Linked DNA regions of Homo sapiens: all the other regions are linked to region 1. Evidence: chromatin contacts called from ENCODE Hi-C or POLR2A ChIA-PET data. All regions are on one chromosome and are shown on one strand. Each heading gives the region's core, a stretch centred on a gene start or an enhancer-like site at or near the end of the contact. The rest is flanking DNA. Distances are from core to core; before and after follow the strand shown. Region 1 has its middle 99 kb from the start of NEUROD1. Region 2 holds the start of LINC01934 (long intergenic non-protein coding RNA 1934). Region 3 overlaps LINC01934 (long intergenic non-protein coding RNA 1934).

Region 1 (5,089 bases), core at 1,889-4,388:
TAGGGAGACCTCATCTTTACAAAAAAAATTAAAAAATCATTCAGGCATGTTGGCATATACCTGTAGTCCCAGCTACTAGGGAGGCTGAGGTGGGAGGATCATTTTAGCCAAGGAGTTTGAGGCTACAGTAAGCCATGATCACACCACTACACTCAAGCCTGGGTGACACAGTGAGTCCCTGTCTTAAAAATAAAGTAAAATAAAACAAAGTAAAACTTTTTATTAAAAAAACCCACAATATTTGCTTTCTATAAAAAATAGTTCTACTAGTTGAGTGTGTACTATTTCAAGCATGCGGTACTTGCTGTACATGTTCTCTTGCTTAATCTATACATTAATATTCTGAAATAATATCCAATTTTAATACATGTAAACCAAAGCTCAGAGGGAATAAGTACTTTGCTTAAGGTTATATGGTTGGTAAGTACCTGAACTGAGATGAAAATGTAAGTCAGTTTTTGTCTCGATTTAAGTATTCTAAAACTCATTGTTCTTTTTGCTAAAATATAGCTCAGTTTTACTCTTACAGTACTGTTGGATATTTTTTTATCTTTAAGTAACTATACATTGAAAGTATTGAATATTTCATTTCAAATTCTTGAGGGAAGGGTACATTTATTACTGTCAGTCTCAAATGCAAGAACTTGACAAATGTTAGCCATAATTAAGTGTTAGCATTTGCTATGTATTTTAAAGTACAAATGACAGTGCTAAGCACTTTCATTCACAAGGAAGGATGCGAAATATCTCTTGCTTTCATGGGTCATATAACCTGTTTGGTTAGTCAGTCCCTGTATTTGTGATGACAGCTTAGCAAATTGATAGTGCTTATCTTTATGGCTCTTTAGTTGAACTTGATTTTGATCTATTGAAATGGAAGTATTGGAAGTACTAACTTCACATTACTTACACACTCACAAAATATGAGTTTATCAAACATGAGAAAAATTATTTAAAGAAACGATAACACTGGCCTTTAAGCCCATTTGAAGTTCTGTACTTTTTCGTAGTCTGCAGGAAACTTACATCTTCAGAAACTCACTCAGAAGCATTCTTGAGTTATGAGACAAATCATTAATAATTAGGAACTCTAACATGAAGTTTCCAAATCCTTGAAATCTTCCTAAGGAAAGGAGATATACACCCTTAATATGAAATTGAACCTTTTGTTTCTTTTCTAATAAGGGCAGGGCTGATTTTATCTTATTTGAAAAAATATTTTGATTTTGTCATTTTATTTTAATAAAAACATCTAGCTGAATTCCTTCTTTGCTGTTTTCTCAAGTTTATCTTGGCTAGATGAAATTCTCTTTCCTGATGTTAGATTAAAATGTAAAATGTGGTTAATTGCACTTTCCTGCATACTATCATCTTTAAAAATTAAGTTAGAGAAGGTGAGAAATGGGCTTATACCTTCACCTTTCCTTTAAAAATAAAACAGATGTTAATTATTATGTGGACATACCATATTATAAAGTTATACCATAGAGTCATAGTTTCCCAGAAGTATGTCAATATTATATTTTAAATTGCAAAGAAAAGATTATATCAGCATAATAGTTAGATCCAATGAACTGAGAGACACAATTTTATGGGATAGCTATTAATGAGTTGCACAGTTCAAATACAACTTCTGAGTTCACTTAAATCTAGCTGTGCTATGTAAAAAGACAAAGGAGGCAGTGAGAGCTTAGCTGGGTTTCAAACCCATAAAGCTGGCTCTGAACAGCATGAGTCACTCAGAGATAAAGGCATTCAGTGATTTACTTGAATCCATTCGGTGCCAGCCTGGAAAAGATTTGGGAAATTAGCAGTGTCCTCACTTTTTTGATGGCGTGGCTAAAGAAAGGCTAATTCATGAAAAGGAGAAACCCTTTTCATTTGACATTGGATTTCCTCCTAGCTCAAACACAAATGGCATTACTAATAACACAATGTGCTGGGAGACTAGCAGGATATTGTGTCCCTTTAAGAATAGGCTACCATCTTGAGCATAATAACTAACTGGTGACCTGGGTAATTTTGAATCCATAAACAATTTCATTTGACAGATTATCCCTTCTTGCTTAAAAAAAAAAAAGACATCAATAAGAGTTCACTAATTTCCCAAGCAGCTGTGATTTGTAATGAACTTGACAGTTTCCATTTTTACTCTGTGAATGATTTCTTGGCCTGGTTAGAACGTTTGATTCAGGTACATGCAGATTCTTTGTGGAACATTAGACTGATAAACTATGCTTACAATGAGAAAGTACATTATCTGCCATCTTTTCTCTTTGAAGATGTTGACAGTCTGACCATAATTTGACCATTAGCATAACTGAGAAATTGGGCTATGTTAAGTTAACCACAAACTCATCATCATGACCCTAGATGGTATTTGAGTCTCCTCCCCAAAGACAGCACTGCCTCTTCTGAATTCAGGAAAGATGTCAGAGCTCATTTCCGGTTCATCAAGGCCCACACAGGGTCTCCTTGTCAGTGGGTGGAATGATATAGAATGTATGCTGGGACCTTCCCAGAGATGGAATGAAAGAAACAGGAAACAGTTACTTAATGCTAAGAGCTTGTCAACCCCAGACTTCAGGAAAGACCAGAAGGTGATCAATCATACTTTGACCTGAATGCATGTTTTGTCACATTATATCTGTAGGAGCTGCAGCCATGCTTTATGTCTTCCTGTTGGCTTCCTTATTCAGAAAGCACCAACCTAGGGTTGATGGCTGTTCTTGCCCTCCAAGGTCACTTCATGGCTGAAACTTGAATGGGTTTCATTGTATCTTTAAGAGCAGCTCTTTCCTCAGTTTTCTAGTTACTAGCCTTGACAACCTGGAAAGAGTGTTTTACTTATCCTCCTTAATGTCCTCTGCACACGCAGATGATTTGCAGGGAGTATGATTCTACTTCTGGCCTTGGTTTCCCTCCCACCTAAAGTTTCTCTCTCTGTAATTGGCACAGTCTCCTGATACATGGATTGGAGTTAAACTTATTTTAAAACCTGATTTCTGCTAATGTGCATATATCATCCCTAGTTCAATAATAAACCTTTTTTGTTGTTGCTCCTAGCATAATTTGTAAATTACTTCCCAGAGCCGCCTTTACTAAATGTCTGTGACCTTATTGTCAAGAAAGGCTTGACAAGCAGAAGCTGCTGCCTGGGGGCTGGAATGTCCCACTTCCTGTTCTTTCTCTCCAAGCTGCAGCATTGTATCCAAACAAAAACTGAACTCAGTGCACATGTGACCCAGAATTAGTTTGAAATGAAACTCTCTGAAGATGAAAAACTTTACACATTAACTCCTTGTTCCACTCCATCTACTTGCAGTGCTAAGACCACAAAGAGGGCCTTTTAAAAAGAACCAAAATAAACAAATGGATAGCTCAAGCTGTGGATAGAAAAAACAAGCAAACAGCAGCTGCATATAGCATCAGATTAACTGCTGCTGAGCTCTGACAAAATGGCAAGAATCTAAGACAAAGGAGTAGTACTGTTCAAGTAAATGAACCCATAGCCTTGGACTCTACTCAATCCCAGGAGGGTATTTTAGTGTAAAGGAAATCAGTTCTTGGACCCAAACCAAGGGTGTTTATGACTAGAAGGAGCAAAAGAATCCTATGTCTTCACTACAAAAGTACCATTCCTACAGAACCATTTCTTCTGTTATAGAAGCCTGGAAGAACTACCACACCATTCTTCTGTTATAGACACCTGGAACTCATCTTGATGTTTTCCTTGTAGCCATGACTCTAGTTTTTCTATCAATCATTTACTAAGATACTATAAAGAAAGGGCACAAAGCTAGATATTAAACTGGAGGTTTGCTTTCCTTCCTTTAGGAGATGATTTAGCAATAAGTCACAATATGAATGGAAACAGGAAATCACCAGCCAATCACCAAGGTGGCTTCCTTTAAGATGACAGATATAAGGAAAGAAAGCTCAATTTTTAAAGAGGAGTTGCCACCCAGGAGAGGGAAGAAGTTGGGAAGAGGGAAGGAGTTGGAAAGATGGTGATCTGGGGTCCATGAGGAGGTAGTAAGTACCTAGCAGGTGGCTGTGAGCTGTGAGAAGGCTGAGCACCAGGGCTATAAATCCCCTGGGTTCTTGCCAGGCAGGGAATAAAAACCCATGGCTGAGTATGACACTGTTTGTGGTGGCAGAGGTGGGGGTGCCTTTCCCCTAGGAGCCTCTGTGGCAGGGCTCTGCTGTAGTCCTAGTGGTAGCCATTGGAACAGTGGGCCTTGCCTGTGCAGGGTTCTGAGGCAACCTTTAGGGCATAGGCAGCACTTCCCCTTTCTTAAGCCCACTCACTCCCTGCCTCCTCCCCAGTGAGATCCCTAGAACCCAGCATTCATAAAGACTTTTCATGGCTAATGAGCAACAAAGCAGTGCCCAGCAAGATAAGTACAATACAACCTGAATTTACACTGTTCAACACCAGTGAGTTAGCCAAAACTTGAAAGAGCTATAACTCACAAGGCATGGCCACCCTGTGGGAGGAATCCACCAGGATGTGCCCACATATCACTGAAGATGGGAAGCACTTCCCCACCCTGAATATTTGCTTCCATAGAGTAGGATGCTACCTTGGTTTCTGTGGTTGCTACAGGAGCTGGGGTTTGCTATCAGCTTGTATCCTTTACTCACAAGTTTCCAAGGCCAAGTTCTTAAGCCACTAGTATCATTCCCTGTTATCAGGGCTTTGACAGAGTCCAAGGTAGGCAATATTCCCTTTTCCTGGACTCCAACATTTTCCTAAGCATTAACGAATCCCTGGATATGCAATCAGGAAGGAATGGGAGCTCTGGATGAGGGATAGAAAGGACTTCTCTTGCAGGTGGAGATAATGAGATGTTGCACATCAAGGCAAATTAACTGTACAGTGGGGTGATTAACTAACTGAGGGGGTCCTCAGGATATTGAACTTTTAGTGCTAAAAGGAAAATCCTGGGCAAACCAAGATGAATGGGTTATCTGTTGCACATCAAACTGTACAAGGGATGCACTTTTTTTTTTTTCTGTATATGGAATAAAACTTTGAGTTCTGCTCATTTGGAACTTGATTCAAATAGGGGCTGATAAACACATA
Region 2 (5,089 bases), core at 1,570-4,069, 660 kb before region 1:
CATGCTTGCAAAATAAATGAATCAGATGAGCTAACACAAGCTCAGAGGAGGGAAAGAATGCTATATGGTAGAATTGAGATTGACTGATGGCCCGTGGAAAGGCAGGATCACTGAGGCTGGGATCTAAACTATTTGATTAAGTGTGGATGAAAATGAAACAAAAGTACAGAACATGGGAAAAAAAGAACTCAATACCAATTGGTGATTTATTGGAAAGAGTCAATGAGAGGGAGAAGTACAGGTTTCATGTGTGAAACCTGTAGTAAGCCGCACTAATTTTCTAACCAGTTGAGTAGAGGCAGAAATAGCCTGATATAGTCAAAATGGCCTTGGACTTGGGGACGGAGGAGTTGTCAGGATACAGAGGTTCATCTCTTTAACATACCAGAAATACAATTTTGAATAAAATGATCAACTTCTCTTATCTAATGCTTCTTGAAATGTGAAACAAAAGGTTTGAATTTAGTATCTAAAGTCCCACCCAGCACATGATTTCTAAGTGCTTGGATTCAATTTTGATGAAAATAGAGTAGTGAAGCAGCTGCAGAACAAAAAGGAGAAACCTTTTCAGAGGACCAGAAGGAAGCTGGAGTGGTTGGTGATATACTGGGAAGTGATGCACTAGGTAGAGAAATCAGTGAGTCTTGAGGGGCATTTTGCATTTGGAAATGGTATTTGGGTCTGACCCAAGACTTTGTATTGGTACCTTAGATCCCCTTCTGCTAAGCATACCTGTTCTTTAGTTACCCTTTTCTCTCTTTCCCTGTCATAGCTCCTCTACCCCAACTGGATGCACCCAAATGGTAGAAGGTAGAATAAGGGGGAGATGCTCTGCTTCTCTTATTGTGGTTGTCCATGGATCTCTTGCTTTTCCCCTTTTATTTGAGCATTTTGAATTGCCACCAATATTGGCAACTGCAACTGTGCCTCTTTGGTTTGTATGTCCAAGGCCAATGATATAATAGCTATATCCTTCGAACCTGCCCAGACATACCTAGAGAAAACATTTTCAGGTATCTCTAGGTAGGTGTGAGCTAGGAGGAAGGTTAGTTAGGAGCAGAGACCAAAAAGAGATATAATGAATGCAACTCTATGAATCACAAGGGAAAAAGTCTCTAATTGCAGAAGGAGCAGTAACAGTTTTAAGCTGGAGAGCCTGGGTTGGTGCCCAAAGCATTTCTTTGTTTGCCAAAAGCTGCCTCAATGTGGTATTTCCATCAACACCTATTTGTTGAGAGCCTACTCTGTGCCAGACACTATTATACAGGCTGTAATTTTCTATTGGCTCTAAGCCATTCTGATACATAAAAATATAGTTTCCTCAAAAGAGATTAGTATTTTATAATCTAGTTCAGCTTCATGTGTTAGCACTTAGTCTGAATATTTGCCATTGTGAAAATATGCAATATCTATGTATTTTTCAGACATGAGCCAAAGTATTGAAGTGCTTCATACTTAATTGTTCTTCAAAGTGTTCAATCTTTAACCAAAATATTTCTCAAGAAGTATTTCATGGATATACTTGTTATTTATTTTTGTTCTCTGAAAGAAATGCCTCCTGATGTTAAAAATCATTTTGCTAATATCTCAGTCTTATTCCTTTTTAGAGTCCTCTACACTCTATCAATATAGAACTAGCTACAGTTACCAGAAAGTGCTATATTGTTTTGTGCCTCTGGATCTTTGAATATGCTAGACTCCCAGCTGGGAATGCACTTCCTTGCATGAAAAATGACCACACAATATTCTTTACCACAGTTCAAGAATCAACTCCTTTGATCAGCTCTTTTACGCTAATTAGAATGCCCGTTTCCCCACTTGAGGCCCAATGTATTCTATATAAATTCCTATTGTTGTAATTCTCACATAATATTCATAATTATTTGTCCAGTTTTCTTTTCCCATCTTGTGATTTCCCATAAAATCATAAGATTTTATGAACTTATTGAGGACAGAGATTATGTCTTATTTGTGGTTATATCCTCAGGGCACAAAAAAGAGAAACTCAATATATGTTCAGTAAATTCATTGAATGAATAAATGAATCAATGAACAAACAAGCAAATGCCATATGCATGCATATATTCAACTCCTAGGAACACATTTTACTGGTATTTTATATCTTATATTTATTTATAATATATAAATATTTTATATATTATATATAAATAAATACAAATATTTATTTATATATAATATATAATATAATATATTTATTTATATATAATATATAATTTATAATTATATAAATATATAATATATTTATATATAATATATAATTTTATTATATATTAATTATATATATAATAAATATATATAATATATAATTTTATTATATATTAATTATATATATAATAAATATATATAATATATAATAATATTATATACATTATATATAAATATAAATATTTATATAATATATAATATAATATATTTATTTATATATAAATATATAATATATAATTATATAAATATATAATATATTTATATATAACATATAATATAATATAATAAATATATAAATAAATATAAGATAATAAATATAAGATAAGACCCTTTTCTGAAGATACTTCTAAGAAGTATCAGCAATACATTCTATGGGATGCGTATAATGGTTCCTGGATAATATAAAGAAAGAAGGCTTTCCTTTCTCAAAAAGGCAGTCTGTTATAAAAGTCTTTGTAAGTTGAAAACATTTTTTTTGAAAAGCAGAACCCTGTAGTTAAAGAAAATTCAGCAGCCTAAATTCTTTACTACATGTGTGGGTATAGTGAAAACATTTAGCTATCTGATATTACACTATCGTTGACTTCTCAGTTTTAGTATTCAGAGAATGACCTGAACTTAGCTGTGTTAAGTTGCCTGCTCCACAGGAAACCACCTCTGTAACTGTTGCTTGCTGCTTTCTCTTTAGGCAACACCCAAAGCCACTGTCAGATGTCATGGAGATGAGACCTCACAAGGTAAGTGCAAAGAAAACAGGAACAAATACATTTTCAAACAGAACTTGGTGAAAACATTGGCCCAAGAATGATAGGAAGCACCGCCTTTTGGGGATCCCTATTTGGGCTGTGGAAGGGACATATAGCCCTGTTTTATATGGAATCATATATGGTGTGAGGGAAATGAGTCAGATCCTGGGTTCCCAAGTGGCCTATCTGAGACAGAAGCAGGTTATGTTGTCTAGACAAAAGGAAATGCTTTGTTTTTTGAGGGAATGTTATCAGAATTTTAAAAGCCAAATGATGGCTAGAGAATATAACTAAAATTTTATTGACACTTTGTTTTTTAGAAGGCTTTTTCCCTCTTTCTTTTTGTTTCATTCTAACAGTCTATCTTTTTGCCCAAGATGCAAATTGAAACTTAATTAAATCCATGATTCCAAAGAGATATAGGCCTTATTACACAGCAGGCATTCTCTGGCTTTTCTTCACATCTGGAGTTTTAAACTTTGGGGTATTAATATCATGTCTAAGATTTCTTGTAGTCTTGGTTTGCTAAATAGAGGATACATGGCTATTTTAAATGAGGGTTTCATAATCACCCAAAAATGCTACAAATTTCAACGTGAAATAGCTTTTTCCTACATTGTAAATATTAGATGATTAAGCATTCCTTATGCCTTTTGCATGAAAAGGCAACATAGACTTTATTAGATATCTGCGGTTCTCATTCTTTGAGTATTTGCCTCCCTATTGACCTTCAGGCCTTTTGTGCTTCTTTAAAGCCGTTTCCATCCCCCCTACTTCCTCCTTCACAGAATGTAAGATGTCAGTGGAAGAAGATGAAACCAGAGGTTTTAAGAAAAGATTGGACAATAATAACTAAAACAAGTTCCTTTAGCTTTTATTTTTACCCATTTTATGTATTTTTATTGATATAAATTGCTTTATTATGATTATAGTTGAAAGTCAACATTTTGGCATATTAAAAAGACCATTTCCTTCCAACCTAGAAAATTCTATCTCATGATGATACATGTTAGGCCTCTTAGCAACTTATTCTGTCCTATAGCTGTGTGTGGCCACTGCCAATTTGTAGTCCCCAGTTCTAGTCCTGTCAACTATTTCTCCAGAGGTAACTGGACCAGAGATTATACCAGAATTTTATTTTATTTTTCTCAGATGGAGATTTTTTTTCACTGTGAAACTGTCTGGTTTCCCACTGATGGGTCTAATATACAGAGCTTTCTGGGTTTGACAGATGTGATAAACTAACAAGAATATTTGCATTTGTGTAGCTTTTATATACAGATATTTCACTCTCCTAATACTTTTTCAAGTTATAGATAAATGTTTTTTAAAAGCAAACTGAAACGGCTGACAAACAGCTGCTGCATAGACTTTGGAACCTGGCTGCCTATGTTTGTAGACTGCTCATAGAAATGTGAGTTCTGATAGCCTTTTTGGAGATGAATCTAGCAATATATGTGGATATTTATTGTGGCATTTGCTGAAGTTCCTTCTATAGCCTACCAGGCACTGCATCACCTGGACCTTGGGCAAGATATATGTCTGGTCCCTTTTCCTGCCCTTCTGTCACTCTGCATTTACTGTAGTGGCATTCACAAGTGTTCCCAGTCTCGCTGAGTATCTCTCCCTCAGAACTCGGGTGCTTGCTGCTTGCTGTTCCTTCTGACTGGATTGCTCCTCTCTTAACAGGCCTCATGGCTTACTCCCTCAAGTCATTCAGGTTTCTGATCAAATACCTCCTCAGAGAGCTCTTCCCTGGCTACCCCATTTAAAGTAATAAGAAATTTCCTGTAACTTTGTATCCCCTTGTTTAGCTTCATAAAAATATAACATTATGTTACATATTAAATTAGTGCCTGTCCCCTCCACTAGAATGGATTCTTTAGGAAAGTGGGAACTTTGTTTTGTTCATTGCTCTATTCCTGGAGTTGAACAGGCGCATAGAGTGTATTAAGACTTGTTGCATGAATAATTTGTGGTAGCAAATGAACGAAAAGATAAAGCAAATAGAATATCCTTTGGTAAGAGAATGGTTAGATAAATTGTGGCATATCAATAATATGATGAAGTCATCAAGAAGAATAGAATTAGATCAATGTCATCCAGGGAGTTTCAAA
Region 3 (5,089 bases), core at 1,462-3,961, 610 kb before region 1:
ATGTGCTTTATAAATAAAGAAACTAATTTAACTCTGTATCCAATCTTATAAATATATATGCTCTAACATTCATATTACATTTGTTATATGTTGCAGCTTTGTTAAACTGAAATTTCTTAAGAATAAATCAATGTTCTCTATTTCTATCATTAACTCTCCTTGGTACGTGATCCAATATTGTCTATAGATTCACTAAACTTACTTATTAGATACTAGACCCAACGCTAGGTCCTGGAGGTTTCAAGATGAATAATTTTTATAAAGATTAATAGACCAAAGAGTAGTTTCAATGAACAGTATGTTGGTGATAATTAGTATTTGCTGAGTTGTAAATTCCTTGGAATTTGATCTCTAATTCTAATTATTAGAATTTACTCTCTGTTTCTCTGATCTATTTCAGAATCTGTTGTTTTTTTTTTTTTTCCTGTTGTTGTTATACAATTGTAAAAGGGGTTTTAAAAATACTTGAAAACTGGGCCAGGTGTGGCAGCTTACACCTCTAATACCAGCCAGCACTGTGGAGGGCTGAGGTGGGTGGATCCCTTGAGCCCAGGAGTTAACAATCAGCCTGAGCAATAGTGTGAAACCCCAACTCTACAAAAAAAAAATGCAAAAAAAAAATTAGTCAGGCTTGGTGGTGCATACCTGTAGTCCCAGCCTCTCAGGAGGCTGAGGTGGAAGGATCACTTCAGTCTGGGAAGTCAAGACTGCAGTGAGCCATAATCACACCATCGCACTCCAGCCTGGGTGACAGAGTGAGACCCTATCTAAAAAAAAAAAAAAGAAAACCAAGAGCAAGTTGCCAAAATATTACACAAGGATTTCTAGTTTTATTTTCTGTTTCACTGTGATTGGGTAAAAGTAAAGATATATAAATATAAGACATAAATGCATTTTATTCTTTGGAATCTAACATCTTCAATTAAAAATGAAAAATTTCTAACAGGAAGGATCAAGAGATTGGAAAGTAGCCTAATAAGTCTTTAAAATAGTGTTTCTAGGAATCTGATATACCAAAAGCAAGGAGCAATAGGAAATACAGATAAAGGCAGGAAAAGGTAGATTTTGTTACAACACTATTGTGGTTTCTGAAGGAGTTTGGCCTCATTGGGTGATGCACATCAGTGTTAATTTCTAATACTCAGAAAATTAGTAACCTTTGTACCCAAGAAGTGAACATTCAGAGTTCAAAGAACCACCCACCACCCCAAATCATTCAATAATTTTCACTGGTGTTCTACTACAAGAATTATAATTCACTTGTAATTATGGCCACCAAAAGAATGTTTTTTTTCCATTTTATAATTCAACAAACACTTGTTGGATCACTAGTTGATGTCATGAATGTATTAGGTGCAGTGGTGGTGATAGTGGATGGGTGTATTTGAAAATAAATAGTGTATTCTAGGGAGAATATATAGTCTTTTGAGAGAGAAGGTAGGCTTAAAAATATAGAGTGCTTTCAAATACACTAAAGGTGTGCAAAAAATATTACTACTACATGGTAGAGGAAAACACAACAAAACTTTAAGAAACCTCTTGAGGAACGTCTGGTTTGGCTTCAGTTTATTTAGAAGAATGAAGAGCTCCTAGACAAAATGCTAGCATACATAACACAGAAACAAAATAAACTATAAATACCTTATAAATAAATTATAAACTACCTTGAGGAGACAGATGAAAACAAATTAGAGTTAAAATCTTGGCAAGTGAAGGTAGATATTATGCCACAGAGAAAAATTTGAAGAAACTGTGCTTGTGGAGTTTGATAAGGTTCTTCTCACAAAATATAAACTGTGGTCTTTTAATGAAACAGAAGGTTTTCACATTCTATGGAATAATAGTGATTTTTGATGTCAGCTCTGGAGAAAAAATCCTGGTGATATTTGGAGACCACCTGTTCTGGATAGTTTCCATGGTAAGTCACGAGGTGTACCAAGATTCTTACAACCCATCAACTTCTTCATGCTTTTGTGAATATACTGAGAAGAAATGATACCACTGAGAAAATGATTTAGAATGTATTTCTTATAAATTTTAATTCTAAGGTAGAAACTGAAAAGGTTGGATTTACAGGTGGAATTTAAAAAACAACAACAAAACTCTTTCTGCATTTGTGAATTCTGGCATAGAAAGAAGAATAGGGAAGTGAAACACTGACCTTACAAATAATGTTGAAGAACATAATTTTTTAAAATGCCATTGCTCAGGATGAAAAACACATGGGTTTGACAAGAGGAGGAAACATCTTGTTACAGCATGCAAGTCTGTCAAAATAACCTTAGATTGGTGAAGAGTGTTTAAGAATTGAGAGGGTTTGGGCATAGGGAAAGCAAAAAGAGGAAGATACCAAGAATTTCTCAGGAGGAAAAATAATTAGAAACTATTATTGTACCCTCAGATACCTATGTTCCAATTCCCAAATATAGGGAATGTAGAATTGAAGATACATATATTTGTAGAATGTGGGAGTAAAATCATTTAATAAAGGAAGAAAATATTTCAAAAGGATGCTACCACCTGGCTATCTACAGGATGGCCACTGCCAGCAGCTCCTGTTGCTGCCTACTACTTTGGATCCCAAAGTTTTTGGATGTTAAAATGGGCCAAGCATGAGTTCACCTCTTCATACCCTTTTTAGAGGGTCTAATTTTGATTTCTACCCACATCCTCTGGAACCGTGATGAAGTTAGTTTCATTTCTCAGCCCTAGGTCTGTCATCCCTTTCTTAGGCAGCTTCGGTCTGGGCAAGCTTGATGCTGAGTTGGTCTTATGTTTATGGTTCAGTATTGGGTACGTACGTGTCCTAATACAAACTTAAGGGGGGTTTCCTAACTACTAAGATCATATCCATGATTTTGTGTTGTGTTAAAAACATGAATGTATTTAGTTTACAGTGGAGACCGCCAGATATCTGTCTTTAGGGACAGTTAGTAGCAAACTGCCTGTGGCTAATTGTAGAGAATAGTCTATAGAAGATGTATCTTGGCTTTCCCCAACTGCTGAGGACAGAAGTCCTTTGAACTGTGAAGAAAAGAAAGTAGAATGTGGTGGTGGAGGAGGGAGAGGAGAGGAGAAGGAGGAGGAAGAAGAGGAAGAGTTGTCTCACTTTCTTTACCCCGTTCCACCTCCAACTCCCCACATGTATTAGTATGTTCTCACACTACTAATAAAGACATAACCAAGACTGGGTAATTTATAACAGAAAGATGTTTAATTGATTCACAGCTCCACGTGACTGGGGAGGCCTCACAATCATGGTGGAATGCAAAGGAGGAGCAAATTCATGTCTCACATGGCAGCAGGCAAGAGAGAGTATGTAGGGAACTCTCCTTTATAAAGCCATCAGATCTCATGAGACTTATTCACTATCATGAGAACAGCATGGGAAAGACCCACCTCTATGATCCAATTACCTCCCACTGGGTCTCTCCCATGACATATAGGAATTATGGGAGCTACAATTCAAGATGAGATTTGGGTGGGGACAAAGCCAAACCATATGATTTTGCCTCTGGCCCCTCCCAAATCTCACATCCTCACATTTCAAAACACAACTGTGTCTTCTCGACAGTCCCCTAAAGTCTTAACACATTTCAGCATTAACTCAAAAGTCCACAGTCCAAAGTCTCATCTGAGACAAGGCTAGTCCCTTCTGCCTATGAGCCTGTAGAATCAAAAGCAAGTTAGTTACTTCCCTGATACAATGGGTGTACACACTTTGGGTGAATATACTCATTCCAAATTGGAGAAATTGGCCAAAACAAAGGAGCTACAGGCCCCATGCAAGTCCGAAATCCAACAGGGCAGTCATTACAACTTAAAGTTCCAAAATGATATTCTTTGACTCCATGTCTCATATCCAGGTCACACTGATGCAAGAGGTAGGCACCCAAGGACTTATTCAGCTCTGTCCCTGTGGCTGTACAGGGTACAACTCCCCCTCTAGCTCCGCTTCTTTCACAGGCTGGCAAGGAGTGACTATGGCTTTTCCAGGCACACAGTGCAAGCTGTCAGTGGATCTGCCATTCTGAGGTCTGGAGGATGGTAGCCCTCTTCTCACAGCTTCACTAGGCAGTGCCCCAGTGAGGACTCTGTGTGGGGGCTCTAACCCCAAATTTCCCTTCTCCACTACCCTAGCAGAGGTTCTCCATGAGGGCTCTGTCCCTGTATCACACCTCTGCCTGGACATCCGGACATTTCCATGCATCCTCTGAAATCTAGGCAGAGGTTCCCAAACCTCAATTCTTGACTTCTGTGCACCTGCAGGCTCAACACCACTTGGAAGCTGCCAAGGCTTCAGTCTTGCACCTTCTAAAGCCATGGGCCCAGCGGTACCTTGGCCCCTTTTAGCCACAGCTGGAATGGCTGGGACAAGGGCACCATGTCCCTAGGCTGCACACAGCAGGGGGGCCCTGGGCCCTGCCCATGAAACCATTTTTCTTCCTAGGCCTGTGGGCCTGTGATAGGAGGAGGTACTGTGAAGACCTCTGACATGTCCTGGAGACATTTTCCTCATTGTCTTGGCAATTAACATTTGGGTTCTCCTTACTTATGCAAATTTCTGTAGCTGGCTTGAATTTCTCCTCAGAAAATGGGTTTTTCTTTTCTATTGCATTGTCAGCCTACAAATTTTTCAAACTTTTATGCTCTGCTTTGTTTTTAAATGTAAGTTCCAATTCCAAACCATATATTTGAATATATAACACTGAATGCTTTCAACAGCACCCAAATCACATCTTGAATCCTTTGCTGCTTAGAAATTTCTTTTGCCAGATGCCCTAAATTATCTCTCTCAAGTTCAGAGTTCTACAGATCTCTAGTGCAGGGGCAAAATGCTGCCAGTCTCTTTGCATATCTAGAGTTATCTTTACTCCAGTTCCCAACAAGTTCCTCATCTCCATCTGAGACCACCTCAGTCTGGACATAATTGTCCACATCACTATCAGCATTTTGGTCAAAGCCATTCAACAAGGGTCTAGGAAATTCCAAACTTTCCCACATCTTCCTATTTTCTGAGCCCTTCAAGTCTCTAGGAAGACACAAACTTTCCCACATTTTCCTATCTTCTTCTGAGCCCTCCAAACTG

The links. A loop is a pair of places that touch in the nucleus more often than their neighbours do. ChIA-PET counts read pairs that join two places held with the same protein, here RNA polymerase II (POLR2A). Pooled maps may share reads with other maps.
Region 2: a map with no recorded cell type shows a loop between it and region 1 (8-fold over the local background). The contact joins the promoter of LINC01934 here to the enhancer-like site in region 1. A Hi-C loop is called at or near these places in 3 of 37 single-sample maps with no recorded cell type and 5 of 50 pooled maps. POLR2A ChIA-PET finds 5 or more read pairs at or near these places in 1 of 52 experiments (PC-9).
Region 3: a map with no recorded cell type shows a loop between it and region 1 (8-fold over the local background). The contact joins two enhancer-like sites. A Hi-C loop is called at or near these places in 1 of 37 single-sample maps with no recorded cell type and 8 of 50 pooled maps. POLR2A ChIA-PET finds 5 or more read pairs at or near these places in 1 of 52 experiments (BJ).

What each region holds. Positions count from the first base shown.
Region 1 is chr2:181,777,078-181,782,166 of GRCh38, forward strand. No RefSeq gene overlaps it. Among named protein-coding and RNA genes, the nearest start is that of NEUROD1, 99 kb to the left of the region's middle. Within about 2 kb of position 3,139, at least 8 of the 41 ENCODE cell types and tissues checked have a DNase peak (open chromatin) inside an H3K27ac peak, as active enhancers do.
Region 2 is chr2:181,121,018-181,126,106 of GRCh38, forward strand. LINC01934 (long intergenic non-protein coding RNA 1934) reads left to right here and starts at 2,820. Exons shown (of 5, transcript NR_130784.1): 1 at 2,820-2,963. RefSeq lists an enhancer at 3,087-3,186.
Region 3 is chr2:181,162,705-181,167,793 of GRCh38, forward strand. All of the region lies in intron 1 of LINC01934 (long intergenic non-protein coding RNA 1934), which reads left to right. Among named protein-coding and RNA genes, the nearest start is that of LINC01934, 41 kb to the left of the region's middle. Within about 2 kb of position 2,712, at least 4 of the 41 ENCODE cell types and tissues checked have a DNase peak (open chromatin) inside an H3K27ac peak, as active enhancers do.